3 separate regions of the Mus musculus genome follow, and regions 1 and 2 are each linked to region 3. Evidence: chromatin loops called from intact Hi-C (ENCODE). Cell type or tissue: left cerebral cortex. All regions are shown on one strand.

The links. Hi-C counts contacts between places; a loop is a spot of excess contacts. Peaks named below come from ENCODE experiments on the same cell type or tissue, not always from the same donor. Only the 100,000 strongest peaks of a DNase experiment are listed, where the experiment ranks them.
Region 1: it touches region 3 in a loop (2.3-fold over the local background); 3 of 42 quality-filtered maps call a loop at or near these places.
Region 2: a loop joins it to region 3, with 5 times the contacts of the local background. A loop is called at or near these places in 4 of 42 quality-filtered maps.

What each region holds. Positions count from the first base shown.
Region 1 is chr8:45,503,459-45,511,458 of GRCm38, forward strand. Sorbs2 (sorbin and SH3 domain containing 2) reads left to right here and starts at 4,330. Exons shown (of 24, transcript NM_001205219.1): 1 at 4,330-4,499. In left cerebral cortex, a CTCF peak has its summit at 4,229; DNase peaks (open chromatin) are centred at 4,363 and 5,435; H3K4me3 peaks cover 2,390 bases; H3K27ac peaks cover 1,448 bases.
Region 2 is chr8:45,451,349-45,459,348 of GRCm38, forward strand. No RefSeq gene overlaps it. Among named protein-coding and RNA genes, the nearest start is that of Tlr3, 45 kb to the left of the region's middle. In left cerebral cortex, CTCF peaks have their summits at 3,152 (motif pointing right) and 6,757; DNase peaks (open chromatin) are centred at 961, 1,492, 3,175 and 3,715.
Region 3 is chr8:45,624,137-45,632,136 of GRCm38, forward strand. All of the region lies in intron 1 of Sorbs2 (sorbin and SH3 domain containing 2), which reads left to right. Among named protein-coding and RNA genes, the nearest start is that of Gm51529, 14 kb to the right of the region's middle. In left cerebral cortex, no CTCF peak of the experiment used is centred here; DNase peaks (open chromatin) are centred at 3,583, 4,028, 4,752 and 5,059; H3K4me3 peaks cover 4,152 bases; H3K27ac peaks cover 3,090 bases.

The sequences.
Region 1 (8,000 bases), 120 kb before region 3:
TGTCCCAGAAGCTGTGTAGCTTCTGCCTGACCCAGAAGCTGTGTTGCTTCTGCAGTCTGCTTGCTCACCCTCTGCAATCCGCAAGCTGATCTGCATAGACTGGTCTCAGAGGGACCCGGGAGACAAGATTCTCTGGAAGTTCTTAATCATGAGCCTTCCCATCACCAATCATACACATTCATCACAGGGTTCCATTCTAGAAACCCAAGAGATTGGATTTTTGTGGGGGCAGTGAACCATGCCAGAAAACTTGGTAAGGTTGAGCAGGTTGGAAGTCCCAGAACACAGGATGGTAGGTGCTTCACCTCTTTCTGACCAGGCCCCTGTCATGTGACCACAGTCCCTACATAGGAATGTGACCTATGGTCAGGTAGATCAGAACAGATTTCTCCATGCAAATGAGGTATCTAGAGGCCCCGAGGAGTTCCCCCAATAAATTTCCCTTCCCAAACATTACTTCCTGCAAAAGGTATTTAATCTCTGGTCTACCCTGAGTAGGTAGTATGTAGCCATTTTCTTCGATGAACAATCAATAAATGGTATGGATAAACAGGAAGAGTCTCTGTCATCAAGAACCACAGTGGGGGATCACGGAGAAAGCTTTGGTCTACAGAGCCATGCTGGCGAAATCTCCCGCAGAACACTCCCTCTGTGTTCCCAGGCTCATCACCACTGACCCACGCCTGAGTCCTCCGTCCTCCTGACCCCTGACTCATCCTCAGCCTTCAGGCCTCCTCCGTTCTTGGCTTCCCCACAACTTCCAGTGCTATCTGGATATCCAGGCAGCTGAGACTCCCAGGCTCTGGCCTCATCACAGTCCCAGAGACCCTGTCCTCCATTCCCAACTCCTCTGTGTGGTTTCTAGCAGTGACTGGATTCCTGGGAGTCAGGGAACCCCAGCTTCAGCCTTCCACATCCAAGGTTATGTTTTTTCACCCCTTGAGCCGTGTATCTGCACTCCCCTTGAGCCCAGCACTTAAAGGTGGCACAGGGTAGATGCAGGCTAGTGTTCACTGTTTTGCCTGCCCAAGCAGGTGTGTTCCCATACCCCAAGAGTGGAGCGAAACATGAAACGACAGACTTTGAGTTATTTTGTGATTATTTTCTTCCCTTTTGCTTTTTGTTTTTTGTTTGTTTGTTTGTTTTTACAGCCTCTCTTGATATCCTGTTATGTTGGATCCCACGAATATATTTCTAATTTTCTATGTTCTATAATTTTCTTTTTGCCATTTTATTCTGCTTTTAAGATCATTTCTCCACCTTTATATCCCAATACCATTATTAAAGAACTGTTCATGTTTCTTGTATTTCTTGTGGTTATTTGTTGTTTTTGTTAGTTATTGTTACTGTTACTGTTATGATAGGATCTTAATTGTAGCCCAGAATGCCTTGAAACAATGTATCCCGTGCTAACCTTGAACCTACATCTTTCCACTTTAGCCTCCTGGGTAGTGCAGAATACAGGCAGGCACCACCATACCCAGCATTTCTTCTTATTTCATGCATACAATTTAATCAGCCTTCAATTGGTGTGGTGAAGGAGGCTTGTAGAAATGACCATGCAAGCTGAAACCATAAAGATAGTTTTAATGGGAAACATTTTTCATATTACTAAAACCTTTCATACTATCATTTACAAATGTACAGGGAAATAGAATTCTAAAACTAATTTTTAGTTGGTATGCTGTAATTTAAAACATTAAAAATATTATGATTTCTTTCTTGGCACAGAACTTGCTGTTCTTTCTCGATATAACTTAGAATGCTTTTCTTTTCTATGTTTTAGTAAATTATGGAATTTTCTAAATGTGGATCAGTTTCCAATCATGCTTGTTTCATGCTTTTAATTCTATGAAATCTCTACATAGATCCTGTGCAACATCATTACCAGTATCACATCCTCTGAGATAGCTTTATCTCTTTTATAACAGCCATTTCATCCATATGTAATTTAAAAAAAAATCACATCTATGTCCTTGGGATGATAGCATCAAGAAGGCCAAGAGGTTTTGTATTAGCAGTATGAGTAATAATAAATCTATCTCTATCTTTTTGAAGTAACTTATTTTGCCAAAGTACTGTATTATTAGGAATAGAGATCAGACTAAGACACACGAGAACTACCAATACATGTAGTTTCTCAAAGGGCATCAAGGATGGTATTTGAACTGTTCTTTTGATGGTATTGAACTGAAATATATATATATATATATTATATATATATATATATATATATATAATATGTATACATATATAACATCTGCATATATATTGTTATTTAAGTGTTTACTTGTGATTTGTTCCTTTCTCTACTTCTATATTAGATATTTGATCTCCTTGTATATACGAGTGGAACACTGAAAATTCATGTGCAGCACTTACTAAGATGGGATTCAGTAGTAGATGTTCTGGACATAAAGTCTGAAAGTCTTATCTTTGGGAGACAGACTAGTGTAACATGCCTGTAATCCCAGCTACTCTGGAGGCTGAGAATGGAAGCTAAGTTCAAGGCTAGCCTGTGGAATATATCATATGTTTCAGGCTCAACCACCCTAGAATCAGCCTCCTGATCTTTAAAAGTAAAAAATAAATCATTTGAAGCAGTCATGTTTTACAGAGAATATTCTTCACACCTTGCTACCTGTCTCTTTGGTGCTAGGTGAAAAAGAAAACCCTAGAAGCTGTATGCACATCCTCTGTTCCCCATTCCATACAATGTTATTCAGTTAGCTACCTTCATTCATTCTCACCCAGTATATGTCCAGAGACCTTCTGTTTCAATCTCTGCAGAGAATAAGGCGTTGGTGTTCTCATTTATGGAGTAGACAGTCAAACCACCAGCTGTTCTTAGGGTGTGTGTGTGTGTGTGTGTGTGTGTGTGTGTGTGTGTGTGTGTGTGTGTCTGTGTGTGTGTCTGTGTCTGTGTCTGTGCCTTTGGTTTTTTGTTTGGGGAGACAAGCTCTCATTATGTAGCCCAAGCTAACCTGGAACCTTCTATTGCAGCCAATGCTGGCCCCAAATGTGGACCTTCAGCCGCCTGCCTCTTGGAGGCTGGTATAACAGGGCTCTGCTGCCACACCTGAGCTTCATTTACTGTAATGTGGCCCCACCTTCGTCCCTCTGTCCACAGCTCAAATGTGCCTTGAGTCAAGGCTTACGGGGAGGAGGAGCACTGGTAGCTGTAAATGTGTAAATATCATTGCTTCTTGATTGCCCTTTGCTGGTTGAAGATGGAGTGTAATCTTAATCTTCTAACCACCTGACTATCTGCTTCCTGCTTTTCTAAATGTGGTTACTATTTTTCTCGTGATTTTTGACCTTGTAAATAAAGGTTTTCAAAGTCAAAACTTTGTGATCAGTTTGGTGATGTTTTGAAAGAGAAAATTTTAAATGTGTGTGGCCAATTCACTATCTTCATTCTAAAGCCTTTTATGTGATGTGTGTGTTCATTTATATATATATATGCATGTTTATGTAACACACATATATAACATAGGTATATCATATATACACATATGTGTATCTATATATAATATATAGTATAAATATGTAATATATATAAATTTACATATAGATTATTATGTTTAAATACCTGAAGCTCTTGACCAATTCATACCCAGTATATGTAAGGCTGTCAAAGGTATACTTTTTGGTTCTTTTCTTGGGTTTAGTAGTTTCAGAAAGTAAAGTTGGTTTTTTGGTTACATTTTTTTCTAGATACCTTGATAAAGGCTTAAGTTCTTTTATCGTAGATTTTTATGTTTTTTTATATCAGTACTTTGTAAAATAAATGATATTGTAAAGACCTTTCATGTAAGCGATTCATAACACATTCTTGAGATGACTTCTGTGCGGTTATCCAACTGCATCTCCTGGCATTTTTAATAACCTTCTTAATATTTCCTGTCATCCCCATCTGTTCGGATTTAAGGTTGATTATCCAGACAAGCTGTGCTACTAAGAGCCACCTGATCACTTCAGTGCATGCCATGCAGGTGTTAGCCTCGTGACGTTTTCAGGGAGGAAACATAAAACCGCCCCTGCTACATTATACTCACATCTCCCAGGTAGGTAGATTACCCAGAACACTGGGAAATTAAGCGTAGACACAATTATAGAGAATCACATCACTGGTCCTTTAAACTCGCTCAACTTAACCTGGCACAGATTCCCTAATGGGCAATTCTCTGACTGTATCCCTAGGGGAAATATTGAGCGTAGGCAAAGGTTAAGGCAGAGGAGTGCGCTGAGACGAAGAGGCAGCCAATCAGATGAAGAGGGTCTAAAGATCCAACGCCTGCAGGCGAGCAGCACCAAACCCAGCTGCTTAGCCTCCTTCAGTTGCGGATGAACAACGCATAGACGTTTGTTGCAAAGGCTTCTTAGCCAGCGAGCAGCACCCCCGTATCTAAGAAGAGAGGGATAGATGCCCAAGCAACTCATTCTGCATAGCAGCTGCCACGACAACCCTCCTTGTGCTGGAATGTGCTCACTTGAAGGTACTGGTTCTTTTACATTAAGCCCCTATGATTTTAAAGAAAGAAGCAGAGAAGGCTGGTGCTGGGGAGACTTTCTGCTTTCTAGTAATGCTTTGTTCCTTCCTTCTCTGGCTAATCCCTGCTTTAAAATGCTTAACCTCTGGCTGAGGCTATGCTAGGCACGATAAAAGGGACACTTTCCATTGCCTAAGCGGACTGCACAGCCCCTTTATTAGGACAGCCTCTTTGTTAATGTTGCTATTGTTCTCAAGGTAAGCTGGTTAATAACGCTGCCTTCAACCCTCGCATCCTGCTACATTCATAACTAAGAATACAGGACAGGAAGGATGAGACTCCGTGTCTTCAAGGTTGTTGCAATTTCTCTAATTATCTACCAGTCTGAGAGACAAAAAGCTCCAAACAACAGCTGATCAAACGTAGAGAAAGAATTTGGCTCATAATTGGATTCCTCTGTGCTTAGGATGCAATGCGAGGTTTATTTAAAAAAAAAAAAAGGCATACACACATACACACACACACCCCACCACCACCACCACTAGCAACAACAATAACAACAAAACACTTTTCAATCCCGCTTAATAATTAAGATGCCTTAATTATCATCTATTACTGAGAGTTAGTGCAACCATTTAAAAGTCAGCAGCATGTGAGGGGGCCCTTGTTTTAGTTGCCAAGGTAATTGGAAGGATAATTCAATATGCTCCAGAGTAACAAAAGACCCCTGAGAAACATGCATTAGATGAGGCACGGAGTTGCTTCATGGGGTGTTTATTTCTCTGAGTGTGTCCTCTTTTTTTTGTCTCTTGTCCCATCAGTATGTTAGCAGAAATAGGTAACACGGGGACTTGCAGGGTGTCTCCTGTACTTACACGTGCATGGCTATTTATCTTATATGTTACATAGGACATAATGGATGCCTAGGATGTGAAATTGTGGATTGAATGGAAGCTCTCACTGGTTAAGCTCTGTGATAGCCTCTGTGGGACATCTGAAGTCATGTATCAGCCGGTTGTGAATGGTGGCCCGAGAGAGAATAGGATCTGTGTTTGCAGAGAATGGGCACAGATGCCTGGCATGCTATGCTGCTTTTGGAGTTGTCTCTAAAAGAGCATGGCACACGGAAAATGTAGTCTTCATAGCAAATGGACAGGGCTGACCTTTTTTGGAGAAGCGATAACATCTTTGTAGAGTTAATTTTTAAAGGTCTTTTCTTTTTTTAGATGTTAAAGCATTGGTAGAGTTTCTGAATTTCCAAACCCAGTGGTATTTTATTACTTTTTATTCCTTTTTCACATGTATTCGCTTTATACGTTTTATTCATTCAGTTATTCACTACTGTCTGTGGAACTAAGTATACTTAACTGTGTAAAGTTATCAGTTGCATTACTATGACAGTCTTTGGCATTTTGGGTTACCCTATTCAAATGTGAATGATTCTACTTACCAAGTGTGACAATCAAGTCAAGCTAGTATTTAGCGCTAACATTCTTCTTATAAAAATCATTGCTTAATAATCAATAGTCATATGACTAGTGATAGAACTGTACAGATTTAAACTCTTAATTTGTAATATTAAAAATAAGCTGTAAAGTAAAATAAGATTATTTTTCCTATGTGGGAAAATATTATTTCTTACTACCTTTAAAGGGCATTGCTTTTGAGAAGGCAAAGTAAAGAATTAACTGGCTGCCCACAAGGAGTCCACTAACAACTTTGATGAATGGCAAGGGGACCTGGCATCTGGTAGCACATGGGATCCCAGGAGGTCAGCATCCCGAACTTGGCTCTGAGTAATGCTGTACGTGGGATGATGGCATAAGTCTGTTTTTGCTAATGGAAAAGAAAAGCAGGAAGTGATCCTAGAGAGATAAAGGAACAAGGCATCCTAAGAGGCATTCAAAGAGAAAAAACTTGAGGTATAGCCTTGACAACCGAAAGTCCCACTTCCTGGTTAACCTGGGGGAGAGGAGGGGGGAGCAGACTGACTTTATGGCTTATGAGAATTATAAAAAGCCCATATAAGAATACATAGTTCTTGTAAATAAAATGAGGGCATTGTTATGAGGACATTGGAGCAGGTTGACATTCATTCATTGGCACTGAAACAGATCCTTCCTTGGAGGACCCTTGTACTTCCCCTTCTGTGTTAGAGTGGGAGAGGTGGTCTTCTCCAGGAAGAGTCCCCTAATTGCTCATGCAATGCTAAGCAGTCAGCTATGAGACCATGTAGATACATATGGGAAACAGTGTACAGAGTGAGTAGGTTACATTTATATATTTAGGAGTCTGTGCATCTGTCTATATGTATAAAAAAAAGAGGTTATGAGTTTGAGAGAGATGGGGCTGGGTGCATGGGAGGGGACTGAGGGAGGGAAGAGTGTGAAAGGAGGAAATGGTCTAATTATATTACAATTTCAAAAAAAATGGCTATAGAAATTTCTCCTTTAGAAGAGGAACTCAGTCCAGTGGAGACTTTAGAGAGGTCTGTAGTGTCTCTTTACCTGTCCTCACTGCTCTGCCCCGCCCCCAAATTCTCTTACACCTCTCATTTAACATCAGACTTCTACCTGCAGAGAGCATTACTTTCAGCATGGTGCTCTTGAATCCTATTTAAATGCAAATTGCCTCAGAAAGAAGGCAATAAGCTGTTATTACCTGGCTGTGTTTTGTAAGGACCTGAGAGAGGTCCCCTACTAGACATTGCTGAGTAGATGACAGAGTTCTAAGAAGAAACAATGAGAATACCAGGGAGAAAGAATACAAAAGAGAAAAGCTACCCAAAGGACAGGGTGTGGAAAACATATCCTATGATGCCCAGACAACAATCCATAACTACAAAGGAAGTTGGGTTGCAGGTCCAAAATAACATCAACCCCCCAGGTAGGTAGCAATGTCAGAGAGAAGCATGAGATACATGGTTTTTGGTTTGGTTTGTTCTTCCTCTTGGTCACCTGTAAGGATACCGCCTTAAGCAGTCACTTTTATGACATTTGTAGCAGGAACTGATTACAGGCCCAAGGGAAGTGAACCTCAGTTTAAGAGACAAAGTAAAAGTTTCCTTTTGTTCTTATACTAACTTTTGTCAAAGGGCATGCAAGGGGACACCATTAAGAATGATGTCTGTGCAAATTAGCTTTGGTCCTGTGTAAGCCAGACTCCAAGTACAACAGAGAGCAATATGGCCCCACAGCAAGAGTGACCTTCCATCTCGGGTATCTCACCATTGCTCCATTTTCAAGGTTACTCTTGTATATCTCTTTGATCATGTCCAACTTCATGATAATTCTGCTTAGTCCGGCATCTCTGAGAGTGATCTGATTTAGAGAAGTCCCTATTAGAATTGACATGTGAAATCTCTAATCTCACTGCAATGCAAAGGACTCTATACAGGAACACCACAAAAAGCTATGTAAGCTTTTTCTCGTCTAGTATTTATGACAGTATGCTGACTTAGTTTTGTAAACTTTATTTCCTTACCATATTGGAGTTCTTCCGAGGAAG
Region 2 (8,000 bases), 170 kb before region 3:
CTGCCTTTCTCTTGCTGTGATAGCATCGTGATCGACAGGAACTTGGAGAGGAGGTGTTTTCTTTCATGTTACATCCCAGAGCAGTGTTTCTCAGCCTGTGGGGTGTGACCATTGAAAAACACAGATTTCCAATGGTCTGAGGAACCCTCAACCATAAATTTATTTTTGTTGCTACTTGAGGACTGAAATGTTGTAACTGAGCAGTGTCTCCATTCCTAAAAACATCAGAAACTCGTTTTCCCATGATTGAAACCCACAGGTTGAGAACTGCTGCCCTACAGTCCAGTACAAAGGGAACTTGGGGCAGGTACTCAAGCAGGAACCTGGAGGTAGAAACTTAAAGCAAAGGCCATGGAGGAATTCTGTTTTTTAGCTTGCTTTGCCTGGCATGCGTGCCTGCTTTCTTATCCAACTCCAGGATTGCCTACCCAGGATTGCCACCACCTAAAATGGTCTGGATCTTCTTATATCATCATTAATCGACATTACCCACAATCTTGTCTACATACCAGTCTTATGGAGGCCATTCCTCAGTGGTAGTTTTCTTTTCCACATTACTCTAGTTCCTTTCAACTTGACAAACAACCAACTGGCACATACTTGGAATTTTAATAAAAACTTTTCTTACAGAAAAGGTGGTATGTTATCCCTTGCTTAGGTCTAGGAGGCCAGAGTGGTCTCAGCCATCGTCTCCTTTGAGCCCAAGTTCCCCAAGTGACATTATTCTGCCCCAAGTTATCAGCTTCTGGGTGTGCGCAGTAACAAGAAACTCTAACAACCTTAGATGCTGTGCTTTATAATTTTCCTGTTTATACTTAGCCTTAACTAGTCTGCATTGCTTCCCAAACACTCAGATATCTTTTAGTTCCTTGGAGTGTGTGTGTCAGTTTTAGTTTGAAAAGAGCAGTGACTAAGCAGTACCAAGGCTCTCCTATTTCGGTCTCTTAAGTGGAGTCCAGACAGTAAGATGCGTCAATGCCAGGCCCAGAATAGCAAAGCCCAAACAGGGGCTTGCTACAGCCAGATGCCCAGAGGAACATGAGACATGGGTCAAAAATTGGTCCTGACGCTCAGAGGTGAATCTGCAGCAGCCTGAGTTTAGACAGCATCTCATCAGATGATTGGTAGCATAATGCAATTTTAAAAAACTAAAAATAAAGAGAAAGTGTTTCCTTTTCTTTAACTGCTTACTTTTAAAAACAAATTGATGGAGACAAAGATCAGACTATAAGAAGAGGAAGGGAAAAAATGTAGGAAATTTCACAGAATCAGGTATGGTAACACGCTTAAAATCTTAGTACTTGGGAGGCCGAAGCAGGAGGATTGTGATTTCAAGGCTAACCTAGGCTGCATGGAAGTTTAAGGCTAGCCTGGGCTCTCTAGCAAGATGAGATCTCAAAAAAAAAAAAAAAAAAAAAAAGAGTAAAGAGAACATGAAAAGGCGGACTGGGGTGAGAATAAGGAACTAGAGAAAGTGGGAGGAGGGAGAAAAGAGGAAATAAGGATGGGGAAGGGAAGAAGGAAGGAAGCAGAAGGGGATGATGGAGAGACTGGAAGAAAGCCCCACAGCTCCGTCTGCATGTGCCAACATATCCCCAGTATTTAAAGGTCAGACAGAGTAAGGGTGGGTGTCCTGAGCCCTGAAGTATGTTCATTACACACGCTAATTAAGCAGCCAGCGTATTCTGGGTTGTCCCAGCATCCATTTTTCTATTATTCTGAATTCTCACAGAATTAAGAAGTTAAAACAGTTGTCAAGATTTGTCAAAGGAGATGTTAAACATCTCCATATACTTATATATCCAATATCTATTTATAGATTAAACATCTATAAAAAACAACAATGTCTAAATTAAGTATGTATTTTTCTTAATACAAGCAGCCCTCCATATCCTGTACTCCTATCTCATAGAAGGTATTTTCTGTTGGTTTGTCTCTTAGTTCTCATATTCTGTCAAAACCATACTCACCATATTATACGGTTTGAATCCAAGTACAACAGCCCTTCTCTTCCTCATACAGTGAAGAGGTGACCTTCTCAGTAGTCATTCATGATGTCTCCTTTGAGATTTAGTGCCTCAAAAGTGATTTAAAGCACGTGGATGGTCGTATATTCTGGGAAATTTCCCCTTTGTACAAGGGCTGAAATATTCCACTGTGCAATGTTATCCCTGTGTAGCACACTCATCTTTGTGATAATGATTGTGCAAAGGCAGCCAGCTATACCACAGGGGTGTTCTGCAAATATGGGTTACACAGTTTTTGAAGAATCATAAAAATAAAAGCATGCATTTTCCCAAAAGCCAAAAACCATGTGTTTTCTTTACAATGAGACTTTTAGTAGTAGGCCTATAATGAAGGCAGGGACACACTCACTCACACGCACACACACACTCACACGCGCACACACACACACACACACACTATGTATAATATAACATAACAGTATAATTTAGCTATATGACAATTGTATATTTTATTGTATATATTTTAATATAATTTACCTACACTATAAATACAATTTTAATGTAAATTGTCTGTACTATTATATAATATAATTTGAATGTAATTTTCCTAGAATATAATTTCAAAATTAGACATTATGCAATGCAACTTTAGCATAATGGGACATAATACAAATTTCAAGTATAGACATTGAATGTCTGGGGCAAATCCTAAAACAGAATTTCAAAGAGGCGTTCTAAGTGACAACTGAGAAGTATCCTTTTTCCTCACTGGTAACATGTTTATTTAGAATTTTATGCTTTTCCACTTTGTATAAAGGCGCTGGACTCTCATCTGTGAGGCTGACAAGGGGGGATTGTTTGCAGAGTTAACCGATAAAAGATCACTCGAAGATTCAGTAGGGATTGAAGTATCTTGAATCTAACCGGAAGAATGTTGCACTATGAATGAGATAAATGTGTGATCTACTGCCCCGAAGGCTGAGTTGGACTCTGGGGCTGTAACCACCCAGATAAGTTAGACAAAACCAGGATTATTGGGGTCTGGATTTTACCCAGTGAATTCTGCCAATCATTTCCTTCCCGTTGGCGAGCGAGCAGCAGATTGCTGTTCACAAAGTCCTCAGATTACCCACAGGGTGCTGAGAGAATATTAAAATAAATTCCAGTTCTGCCCATTGACCACAAGAGGGCATTGTTGTTCTCTGGATGTACAGCCAAGAGTTCTAACAGGAAACCATAGGAAGCCTACAATGCAGGGTACAAGTAGTAGACCTGGAATGCCAGGGCTGTGCCCATGCACCACGGCTGCCAGTCACATTGCCAACAGAACATCACCCCCACGCTGAGTAGCGGAGAAAAGGAGAGTATCTTCAACACCCTGTTCTAGTCCCTTAAGTCTCTTCCTATGTGTTGAGCTCTCGGTACCTATCTGTGACCATACTATGCACTCTGGCAGGGGTTGGTCCATCGCAATGAGTACCTTAAGACAGGAATTTACCCATCGGCATGATAAAATAGTGTGGATCATCTCTCCCTGAGGAGACTACTGAGTCTCCTGGGGGGTAGGGTGTCCATCTTTCCTTTTGTTTCCTTTCTTCTCATCTCTGTGGGTGACCATCTCCTTGCTCTCCATTTCCAGCGCCCCAGATCTCAGTGATCACTTTTGGTTTTTCTCACAGCCTCTGCTAGCTTCCGGCCTCTGCTAGCTTCCGGCATCCAACCCTCCTTTCTGCAGTGTCCTCCAGTCTTACCTAACATGTCACCTACACAAAGACCTTTCCTTAAGCTTTATTTAAATCCGCAGGCTGGGGCGGTTGCATCTGAGTAGCTCTACCTCGCTCACACTGTCTGACACATGATGTATTTTTATGGTGTCTATTGCCAGTCCCTTGCTAAGGAATGCGATTCACAAGGGAGTTTCTGTCTATTTTGTCCTCGACCATATCTCATTGCTTCCCAAAGTGCCCAGCACATGATCAACATGTGGTAAACCTATTTTGAATGAATTAAAAAAAAAAAAGTATTTAACAGAGAATTTTCCCAAGCCTGGGCAGAATAAAAAACAAACAACAAAACCAACTTGTTAACGTGAGCAACCAAAGCTGTTCAGAGAACAAAAGTTAAAGGTCACTAATGGAGGGAACCATGAAAGCCTGCAGTAACATCACAGCTCTGATAGTGGATATTAGCCCAGAAACTTAGAATACCCAAGATATAAGATACAATTTGCAAAACACATGAAACTCAAGAACGAAGACCAAAGTATGGACACTTTACCCCTTCTTAGAATTGGGAACAAAACACCCATGGAAGGAGTCACAGAGACAAAGTTTGGAGCTGAGACGAAAGGATGGACCATCTAGAGGCTGCCATACCCGGGGATCCATCCCATAATCAGCCTCCAAACGCTGACACCATTGCATCCACTAGCAAGATTTTATTGAAAGGACCCAGATGTAGCTGTCTCTTGTGAGACTATGCCGGGGCCTAGCAAACACAGAAATGGATCCTCACAGTCAGCTATTGGATGGGTCACTGGGCTCCCAATGGAGGAGCTAGAGAAAGTACCCAAGGAGCTAAAAGGGTCTACAACCCTATAGGTGGAACAATATGAACTAACCAGTACCCCCTGGAGCTCGTGTCTCTAGCTGCATATGTAGCAGAAGATGGCCTAGTCGGCCATCATTGGGAAGAGAGGCCCATTGGTCTTGCAAACTTTATATGCCTCAGTACAGGGGAAAGCCAGGGCCAAGAAGTGGGAGTGGGTGGGTAGGGGAGTGGGGGGGGGTATGGGAGACTTTTGGGATAGCATTGGAAATGTAAATGAAGAAAATACCTAATAAAAATAATAATTTTTAAAAAATCTACAGAAATTGTACAAATGAGATTTTTCTGGGCTGCACAACGAGCCAAGAATTCTTTGATATGAAGACCCCTAGAAGCTGAGTCACAGGAGACTCTGGGAAGCTGAGCTTAAGGATGGTTAGTTGAAGATTTCAAAACCATCTGCCCCACAGCATTGTCTTCTGTGGTGCCAAGCTGAGAACATGTCTATAGTTCCAAGAGCGTGCTATGAGGACTTCAGTAGGAATAGGTAACGTGACAGTCACCACTCACAAAGCCCAGGTTGTTTAGAGAGACAGTGCTTTGTAATATTAATTCTTCCTAACATTTTCTTTTAATTTATAGATGGGGCCAGCCCATAGGAACTACCTATGTTACTACACATTTGACAACAAAGCGTGTTTGTACAATGCCACATGTTTTTATTTTCTATCCTTGTGCTTTGAAATCTGGGGCCTTTGCCGACTGTCGGTGACTGCTCACCTTATGTCAGCAAGGACCTGGAGACAACACAGAGCTCCTAACAGAAGAAGATCCCAGGACAAATGAGACGATCTAAGTTCAGCTCCTACCCTCCTACTATAATATCACGCTAAGACCAACTTCCAAACAAAGAACAAGGTAGAGCTTGGTGAAAGGACCTCAACCATCCAGTGCAAGCCTGCTTGCCCTGCCTTAGCACAGCAGCAGAGCCCCTAACCCAGGTTCCCTTGTTCCCCTCGCCTCCGGGCTCAGCAGTGCTTCTCCTTACAGATGTCCACATGTGACATGTTCCCTGCCTTTGCTGACTGTGAGAAGTGGATTATCTTTTAAAAGACAGTTGGGTATTGTTTTGTTCTTTTCTTTTTATACCTAGATAAGGAAAAAGCATGTGTTTAGGGATTTGTGGGGAGGAAAAGAAGTTAGCATTTGGTTTTTAGAACCTTTCCTACGGTGGTATGGAATATCAGTGGTGAGAACTGAGCTGAAGCGATTAGGCTGAGTTAGCTTTCTGTACTGTAAAGATAAAGAAGAGAGAGTGCACGGTAATGAGGTGGGTCTCAGGGAGAGAGTCCCAGGAGCTGCGTTTCCAGCCTCACCTATTGTTATCTGGTTTAATAGGCCTGAGAGATTAGCTTTGGGTGACTATGTCTACGGGCAAAACTGTATCTCTCTATTACAAATAGAAAGGGTTTGAGATAGAGATTGTCATTAAAGATGTGACAAATGAGATTCTAGGAGATTAAGTCTGTGTGGCTAATGAACCAATGGTGTAAGCATGGCTGAATCCACCATCATTTCATCCGTGCCTTACACTGCTAAGTCTTTACAAGCTGCCTTTTAAAATTGTCAACACAATAAATTAAGTGTACCAAATAAAAATACAAAACCACAACATAAGTATATAATGTGAAAAGTATGTAACGTGAAAACTGCAATCTCTAGTCTATTCCCCACCTTTCATCACCTGCTCCTCGGTAATGACTTAGGCTACGTTTTAGGTGATGTCTCAAACAGAAAGCCATGCTGCCCCAAATACACACACACACACACACACACACACACACACACCCACACACACACCACACATAAGCACACGTGCAAACTCATACACACACACACCACACACATAAGCACACATGCATACTCATACACACACGTACTCATGCACACACATGTACATGTATAATTCAGCACACAAACATATGTATACATATATACACATACACATGTATACACAAATATATACACACAGACAAAGACTCACACAAAATGCTACTAGACATTCATAGACATAGAATAAATGTCTATGGGAAAAATTCTAACATCCAACTAGTAGAACTATTACAAATTAAACATTGAGAAAGATAGAAATAACTAATCTAGGGGAAGACAAGAGAGAACAGGATGGGGCCAAAATGGCAAATCATGCAGTTCCCTGCACTGCCTGTCTGAGGCTCCATTAGCCCAAGGTAATGAAGGTGAATCTTGGGAGTGGCAATAGTGATCTCTAGTGGACTAGAGTGTGATGATGGTGCATACTAGTGATAATGTACTCAGATATGGGGATGGACACACACTGAAGAAGGAGGAGGAGGAGGAAGAGGAGAAATGAAGATGAGGAAGAAGAGGAGGTGGAGGAGGAAGAGGAGAAATGAAGATGAGGAAGAAGAGGAGGAGGGGAAAAGAGGAGGGAGGAGAAGGAGGAAGAGGTGGAGGAAGAAGAGGAGGGGAAAAGAGGATGGAGGAGAAGGAGGAAGAGGAGGAGGAGAAAGAGGAGGGGGATGAAGAGGAGGGGGAAAGAGGAGGGAAGAGAAGGAGGAGGAGGAAGAGGAGGAAAAGGAGGGAGGAAGAGGAAAGAAGAGGAGGAGGGAGGAGAAGGAGGAGGAGGAGGAGGAAGAGGGGGGAGGAGGAGGAAAGAGGAGGAAGAGGAGGAAGAGAGGAGATATCTAGCTATTTGTTACTCTGACACCTCCAAGAACTAGATGCCGCGTAATACCTATTGTGTCTCTCAGGATGAATTATACCCCAAATAATAGGACACAGTTTACAGGCAAATGCTTGGTTAATATAAGGTAGGGTCACCAGAGAGTCCTTTAAAATCACTCCACTATAATAAAAAGAAAATGATTTAAAGGCCGAGAGATTGCCATGTAGGGGAAATGAGTGTGCTAATGCAAGCCTGAGCATCAGATCAGAAGCTCCAGACACCAGGCAGACACTGGTGGCAGGCAAGTGCGGTAGGAAGATCTGCAATTCCGACACTCCCAAGGAGAGATGGAGGGGAGACAAGACTGCCTAGGGAAACTTGAAGGGCAGCTAGTCTGGCAGAGAAATAACAAGAGACCCAACTTCAGATGATGCCAGAAGTGAGGACCTTCACAGGTGCACTGTGGCATGCTTCTATCTGCTTACACTTGCACATGCACGCACACACACACACACACACACACACACACACACACACACACACACACTCACGCATGCATGAGCAGACACAGGGCCTTTAAAGTTGTAAACAGACATCTTTCCTTAATGGCACATGGTTGAGTGTGATTGATTCACACTGAAGTTACAACCTCGGAGTCTTATTAACATCAACCTGGAGATGCTCTGTGGTCAGAAGGCCCAATGTGGACAAACGTGTCTTAGAGCTCTCAGTGTGGACTCAGCTTGTCTGACTCTTTCATTCTGGTCTTGCCTTAAAGT
Region 3 (8,000 bases):
AACATGCAAAACTGTCAGTAAGAATTCGACAGAGGTGGTGACGTAAAAGACCTCCAAATGAAGAGATGTTCAATTTTGTTAATGACTAGAGAGATAATAAGACAGTAATAAATGATGATTTCACAGCTACTACCCTGGCTAAAATTTGAAAACAAGATGATACCAAGCATCCTGACTAATGAGACCAAAGCAAGGGCCTGCCAGGTCCAAGGCACTAGCAATGTAGAAGACATCTCATCTCACCGTGAAAGATGAGCTAAAAGGCCAGATTTGCCTCTTAGAAGCCTGTCCATAGCAATGCATAAATGAACACCTGCACGAGAAGAATAGGAGTTAGATATTTGAATTAGAATGGACTCATAGGACAAGAGAGAGATTGATAAGCCATGCCAGACAAAGTTTGAAGAGTGGGGTTTTGATATAAAGGAAAAGCCAGTTAGGACCCAAGTCCTTATACAGAGCTGCACTTAGCAAGCCCTCTGCAACCTTGGGTTCAACATTAGCAGATTCAGCCTATCACCTATAAAAAAGTATTCACAAATGCTTCCATGTGGTGTGATACATAGTAGGATACAACTATAACACTAGGATTTAAGAGGCAGAGGCAGGAGGATCAAGAATCCAAATTTAGCCTCAACCAGGTAGCAACTTTGTCTTGGATAGGGTTTCATTGCTGTGAAGAGACACCATGACCACAGCAACTCTTATAAAGAAAAACATTTCACTGGGGCTGCCTTACAGTTTCACAGGTTTAGTCCACTATCATCTCAGCAGGAAGCTTGGCAGCACTGCAGGCAGACATGGTGCTAGAAAAGGAGCTGAGAGTTCTACATCTTGATCTATAAGCAGCAGGAGACTTTGTCCCACACTGGATGTAGCTTGAGCATTCAAAGCCCAACCCCACAGTGACATACTTCCTCCAACTAGGCCACACCCACGTCAATGTGGCCACACCTCCTAATAGTGCCAATCCCTATGAGCTAAGCATTTAAACACATGATTCTATAGGAGCCATTCAAACCTATTGAATAGGGAGACCTATTCAAACCACCACAAAACTCAAGGTCACTGGAGACTAATGAGACCTGCCTCATAAACATGTGTGCATCTAGACTTCTTAACACTATTTTCTAAGTAATATGACACAACATGCATAGTGTTTACATTGAATTAGATGTGATCTGTATGGCAACACATCGTTTTATACAAAAAGACTTGAACCTCTGATGACTATGTTATCCTCGATGAGAGAAGGTTGCCCTGGAACCATTCTCCATTAGTTAACAAGGGACAACTCTTTAACCATCAATAAAGATGAATATGGGGTCACAAACTGGCAAAGGATTGGTTTCAGTTCCTACCAGCTTTCTAGTCCTATGAAACATGGGGGGGGGTGGGGTTCAGGTTCTCCTCTTTAGAGAAAGAACTGTTAATGGTGTAATGGAGTAGGAGGTGCATGATAAAGAAAGGAGACCCTTTGTAGTCCAAAAGAAAAAGACTAACGGTTTCCATACCCAACTAAGCAATTCATTTAAGTAGAATAAAGTTGTTTTCAGACATAACATGAAAAAAGTCATACAAAAATCCAAAATAACCTTAGAATATTTGTTTTACTTTTATAAAGTATCAACATTTAATTAGAATCATGTCGGTTTTCCTGAAGTGATTGCATCCATAAATGTATGATGTTTGAAGATGAGATAAAATGAGGAATGCACATGAAATCTTACAGTACTGTAGGACATCATTTGATATTAGGGAAGCCACACATAGTGGCTTATACCTGTAGTCACAGCTATTCAATAAGCTGAAGCAGGAGAATTCCTTGAGTTCAGAAGCTGAGGTCCAGCCTAGGCAACACAGTTAGATTCTCATCTTACATTCAAGAAAATGTGTGTATTGAGAAGCTACAGCGTTCAAGTATAGAAGGCAATAATGTATGGGCCAGATTGGCCTTCAAGCAGTGGCAGAGAAAGTCTGTTAATGAGTGAAAAGGCACAAGAGATGTCCAGTCAACAGAGACATCCCCTGCACAGTGGGGGCACAGAGATGAGCTCTGTGTGAGAGTACCACTGGTGCGTGGTCTATTTGAGCATGACTCTGAAGGATAGAGAGGCAGCTGGGATCCGAGGTTAAAGGTGCTGGATGAGGGCTCAGGAAAGAACCTTTCAGGAAATAGAAGCATCCAGGAGTCCAGGAAGCCTTTATGCCACTCAAGGTGTGGACCTTGGGGACTGAAGAGCAGACATTCTTAAGAAATTGTCCTGGCTAGTTCAGAACTAGCAAAACTCGGTGACTTAACAGAGGATGACTCCAGTGACCATCTAAAGTGTGGGACTCTAGCCAAGCAGGAAGGGTCGACTCAATCCTTACTGGACATACCGATCCTGTGTGGGTCAAAGATGAATCTGCTTGGACAAGGAGAGGAAACAGGTTTCCCTAAATCTACCCCCCACAGAATTCCTGTCATATTGACCCTGGGAATGACGACAGAAGTCAGGAATGTTAGCTTGGGCAGGAAAGATGCAATCCTCACAAAATATAAACCAATGTCTCCTAGCAAACAAAACTGGTCTATTTGCAAGTCCAAAGTGTTAACACACCATTTCAAACAGATTGCTGGAAGCAGAGCTAAGTAAGACACTGCTTTGAAAATACATCAAATCGAATATGACTGGAGACAATACTTAAAGGCGGGGGGGGGGGGGCTGCTAGAGATTTAAATTGTTAATGACATTAACCGTGGAAGAGTCCCCGAGGAGGTAGGCTTTTGAGAGAGAGTGGAATGCATATCAAGATGCTCTGGCCTTGAAGGGAATGATTATGTTCTCAAGGGATCCTTCATTTGATTTTTTTATTTAAGTATTTTAAAAAATAAAACTAAAGTATAAATTGCATTAAAGGGAATTTTCGATGGAAACTACAATAGAACTTTTAAAAGCTCTACTTTAAACTATGTGATGTATAAAAATATTAAACACATTCTATAGATAAATGGATCATTCAGAATTACTAAATTATCTCATCTGACTAGACTATTTATTATTTTGACCACATATAACACACAAGTCACAGGGCTTTCTTTGAATTAAGTTGGCTATAAGATTGTCATTAGGAGAAAAAAAAAACAGAAAATAAAAACAAGCAAGAAACAACAACAAACAGCTGTCTCCATTTACCAATCTTCTTCCAGCTCCTTCTAAGGTCGAACCTGGTTTCACCCATGGTTCCAATTAGTGCCTCTCTGGCGATATGCATATTATTAACCTGGATAGAGAAGAATACAGCTTTGCTTCCTTGATCTCACAGTGTAACACTGACAAGACAAAAGTTCCCTAGAAAAGCAGGTGGGGCGGGGTGAAGACCCAGGGCGCTTGCGCTCTAGGTGAAACATTTAAAAAGGTAACAGAAGCTGCCCTCCTTCGAAAAAATGATGAGTTTGATTTAAAAAGAAAGAAAGAAATTAACAAACTGTGTCGTGTGCTGCACATGATCAGCCATGCTTGCTAAGTCTGTCTGTTGGCTGTTGCTATGGCTACGAAAAGCCAGTGGAACCCAATGAGCTCTCTGCAGCCGCGCTGAGAGGACCAGCCATTTTACTTATGGAAAGCAGTGTGGCATAGAGCTTAGCTGTGGAAGAAGCATTTAAAAAGAGAAAAATCTTTGGAGAGCCACAATGGGCATGCTAGTGCACAGTTATTGCAGCCACGTGTGCCCGCAAGCTGGCCCTGCGACAAGCTGTTGACTGGTGTTGCAATTAGCTGATTGGAGAACGGGGACTGCGGGGTGATAATGCTGCGTATCCGCTCGCGGGCAGCAGGAAAGGGTTTTGTCTCGGGAAAGCAAGCCTGCCCTGCACGGCTATCTCTGCAGCTCCCCAGCTGAGAGAACTCGGGGTTCTAAAGGGAGGGGTCGCCCTCTGCCAGCACAGATTCTGTGCCAGGCTGTTGCTTATGAGCTGCAGGTCTGGGAAAGCAGGTGTGTGCTCGGATGGGCACTGGGCTGGAACGCAGGCGGACGCTCTAGTGTTCACCTGCTTCCTGTTAACAGACTGGTTGGCTCACAGAGCATCTGCTCCTACACGCTGAAGCTGCAGCTGAGAAAGGGGTTCCGGGCATCCCACTTGACTGACGGAGGTAAGCTTTTCCCCCTCTTTTGAAAGCTCAGCATAAAAAAATAAATGAATGAATGGAAGCAAAAGTTAACCTGAAAAAAATTTTACATTGATTGCTATGATCTGAAATTAAGGAGGAACACACACACACACACACACACACACACACACACACACACACACTACTTCCACAAATTAGTGGTTCAGATACAGAGTTAACTCGGTGAGTTGAGGTTCCAGAAATTGTACGATAAAGGGGGAAAAAAGCTCTGCTGTTTTGGGTTAGGATTTAAAATAAATATTTACTGTTTTAACAAACTATCATGGCTTGTCTTTCTGGACAGACCTGATAGCCAATAATAACCTTTCTCTCCGCCAGAACAATGGATTCTTTTGTGACTTGCCCTTTGACACGTTAAAAGAACTACACAGCAAACCCGCAGAAGGCAAGCTGGGGAACATTTGTTTTTAATCCTCATAAATGTTTTAAATCTTTACACCTATGCACACCTTTAAAGGAGGGAATTCTGTTCCCTATATAGGTCATAACAGCCGGTGGATTTTGTACTTGCTTATTCTGGACGGAATAGCCCGGTGTGCTGTTTGATTTAGTCCCCGGCAGTTATAGAGCAAACACTGTAGGTATTGCAAGTTGCTCACACCTCCTCTCCCAATATCCTGCATGCCAGGCTACCCCAGAGCACAACACCCCCATTGTACTCCCTAAGCTCAGAATGTAGGGAAAGAAAAGAGATGAAGTCTTGGTGTTGGACTCAAGTGCCTCTATAAGATGTGGCAGGAAAATTTGTTTTCTTGCTTCTTTTTCTTCACAAGTAGATAGATTTCATAGGACGGTGAAAGAGAAAATATCACATACTTCCATACTTCCATACAGATGCACACACTAATAATGGGAGCGATGTCAGCGGCTGGCCACTGGCTGAAAGTGACACGGAGTTTGCATTGAATGGGGGATGGCCCCTCTGTGAGCATTGCTGTGCTTTATAGTCACTTAGGAACAAGCTGGTACTGGGGACTGAAATTGGTCAGCCAAATGAAACACCCTGGAGAGGAACGGGTCAAGGAATGAGTGAATTCTGCCTTAGCACCATTTCAGCCTTTTCTAAGTCAGTTCTACCGCCGGTATACCAGGAATGTTGAATTAGTCACAACGCTGTTGAAAATAGTAAAAAATTATTGGCTGAAAACTTCTGATAACAACTCTATCAGCAAAAGATGGAGTTTGCCACGAGGTTTCAAATAAATAGTTATCAAGGTCTTTTTCCAAGAAGTAATTTATTATTTCCTGTCTTTTGTGGCTAAATATAGATTGGATAAGGAGTCTCCCAATAACGGTAATTGTGATGTCTCCATTGATATATGTGGACACAAATCACCTGTTTCCTATGTTAGCGTACCCTCAGAGTAGCAAGCCATAAAGCATAAATAAGGAGGGGATGTTTTATAATTTTCTTTTTGTCATCAGTATCCAGGATATAAAGATTTAGACTAAGAATCCTCAATGCAGAGATACGTGAATGCATGCTGGATAAGGAAGCCTGGGGGCATGGCGCTGGCTGGGTGTAAAAGGTTCTATGGGATAAAAGGCTGAAATGATGGGACTATACTGAGTTTAGCTCTCAAGGCAAAGTAACCGAACAGATGCTGTTAAGTCAAATTCTGTGTAAAAAATCTCTCAGCCATGTAGATCATTCAGGGAGAACAAAATGGACACTGACAAGAGCCCCTTTCTGTTCCGTTCTTTTTTTTTTTTTATGATACCGCCAAAGGAATCATCAGACACACCCAAGGCAAGAAAATCATACTTTTCTAATTTCTCCTGGGGTAACCTTTAGAACAGGCTGTGGGAATACCTACAGCAACACCTGAGGGGTGTGCCTTGCTGCCTGTGTAGTATCTTTTTGTGGGACAGGAGCATGTGAGCTCACAGAAAGACACACAGGCTCCAGCTCTATTTCCCCATGTTGCTAACCCTGTAAGGTGTCAGTCATGGTAGACCAGCACTCCAAACCCATTCTGTGCAGCACACCAACAGCTGTTAGTTCAACAGCTCTTAAGAACGGAGAAGTTCAGCGAGTCCTCATGTCTCCACACTTTGCTTGCTGGTTTTTGCTTAGTTTTAGTTAAATTTCTGCCATCTCCAACTCTCCTCTTGGCAAAGTTAAAATATCTTATAATTTCCAAAACACATGACGAAACAAACACCCTCTACTGTAGCTTTCCCTTTAGCTCTTCAAGCAGCCACTTTTGGTGGACCCTCCAGAACCCAGCAAGGATGCTTCCCCTACAGGTCCTTACCACATCTAGCAGCCCACTCGACTCTTTCTGTCTGCTACAGCATCTTGCTTTTGCTTCTGCTCACAGCTTTCCACGGTCTTCCTGACCTCCGATTCTGCAGCATTTAGAACCTTACCTAGCATCCAGACATTCCGTTGAATGAGTCAGGCTTCACTGTTATTGTAAATATACACCTTGATCTAGTATTGCCATGAATCAGAGAAACTCAAAACTTTTTTTTTTAAGGCATCAACCTGTCAGGGGTGAGAGTGTCACTCTGGGACACCAGTTTCATAAGTACATTATGCACATGGGTGTCTTATGTTAACTAGTCATTTTCATAAATTATTTCATTTAAATAAAGTGACAAAAGTTTCAGGAGAAAAATAATAAAGTGACCGTTCTTATTTGGGATGTGCTCTCATTGGACTTTTCACTGGAAGCTGAGTATAATGTATGACATATAAATACTTAAGGAACAGCTTTTCATGTGGAAGCTGAGAAAGGGAAGAGGTTTTGAGCCTGCGGTGGGGGGGGGGGGTGGTGGGCAGGACTGAGAAATTGGAGCACAGTGTCTAGTAACAAAGTTTCTTTCCATTTTCCTAAATAAACCTTGAAGGTAACCGGCTCCCTCATCAGTCAATCACAGATGCCTCGCCTCCCCCCCCCCACCCCCCCGCCAGTGTTAGTTCGAATGTGAGGCGCTCACTCATCAGTCAACAGTCAAAGTCAACAGTCAATCACAGATGACCCGCCTCCCCCCCCCCCCCCCCCGCCCCATGTTAGTTCCTAGGTGAGGGAGAGGTGTCACTGTAGCTGTAGACCTGGTTTTAATGGAGACTTACTTTTTTCCCCAGATAAAGGCATAATTCTCTTTTTAAAAGAAATATTCTGATTACCTTTCTGTTGCGGGGAAATTGCTAGAATGGTGTGATGAGACACAGGGAACTTCATGTACAGTTTCCTGTCTCTTAAGATACCCATGTTCAAGGCAAAAGTAGCCATTAGTTTGGTGTGAATGTTTTATACATAAAGTAGCTCAGATTAGAGAGTTTAAAATAGTCAGCTGTTTCAAATTAGAAGGGAAAATACTAGAAAATACTTAAATTCCTATTTCTAGACATTTTAATATCTATTCCAGATTTGAATATTCTAGTGAAAATGTGTTAAATATAAGTTCCTCATGATCGTGCTGGGCTCTAAGGGTTTATGTTGACTGTGTTCTGCTGGTGTTAATGTATACCATGTTATAATTAAATAATAGAGTAAGCTTGATATTCATTTTAAAGACAAATTAATCATCTCAAGTCAAATATAGCAATTAGATTCTAGGAAATATAATCTCCCATACATCTGAATCACCTACATATTTTATATATAAGAATATTTAAGAGATATATCTAAGTAAAATGTTATATTTATGTAATATCTTATACATAAAAATATTTGGTAGTGTAGTGATTGGCCCCCTTGTGTTTTTCAGTAAAGAGTTATAATAGATAACTGCATTTGATAATTTTCTGAAAGTTGTACAAAGGGATATAAATCATTCAAAAATGCCTGTTGTAAACTATACCTGTCGAGAACT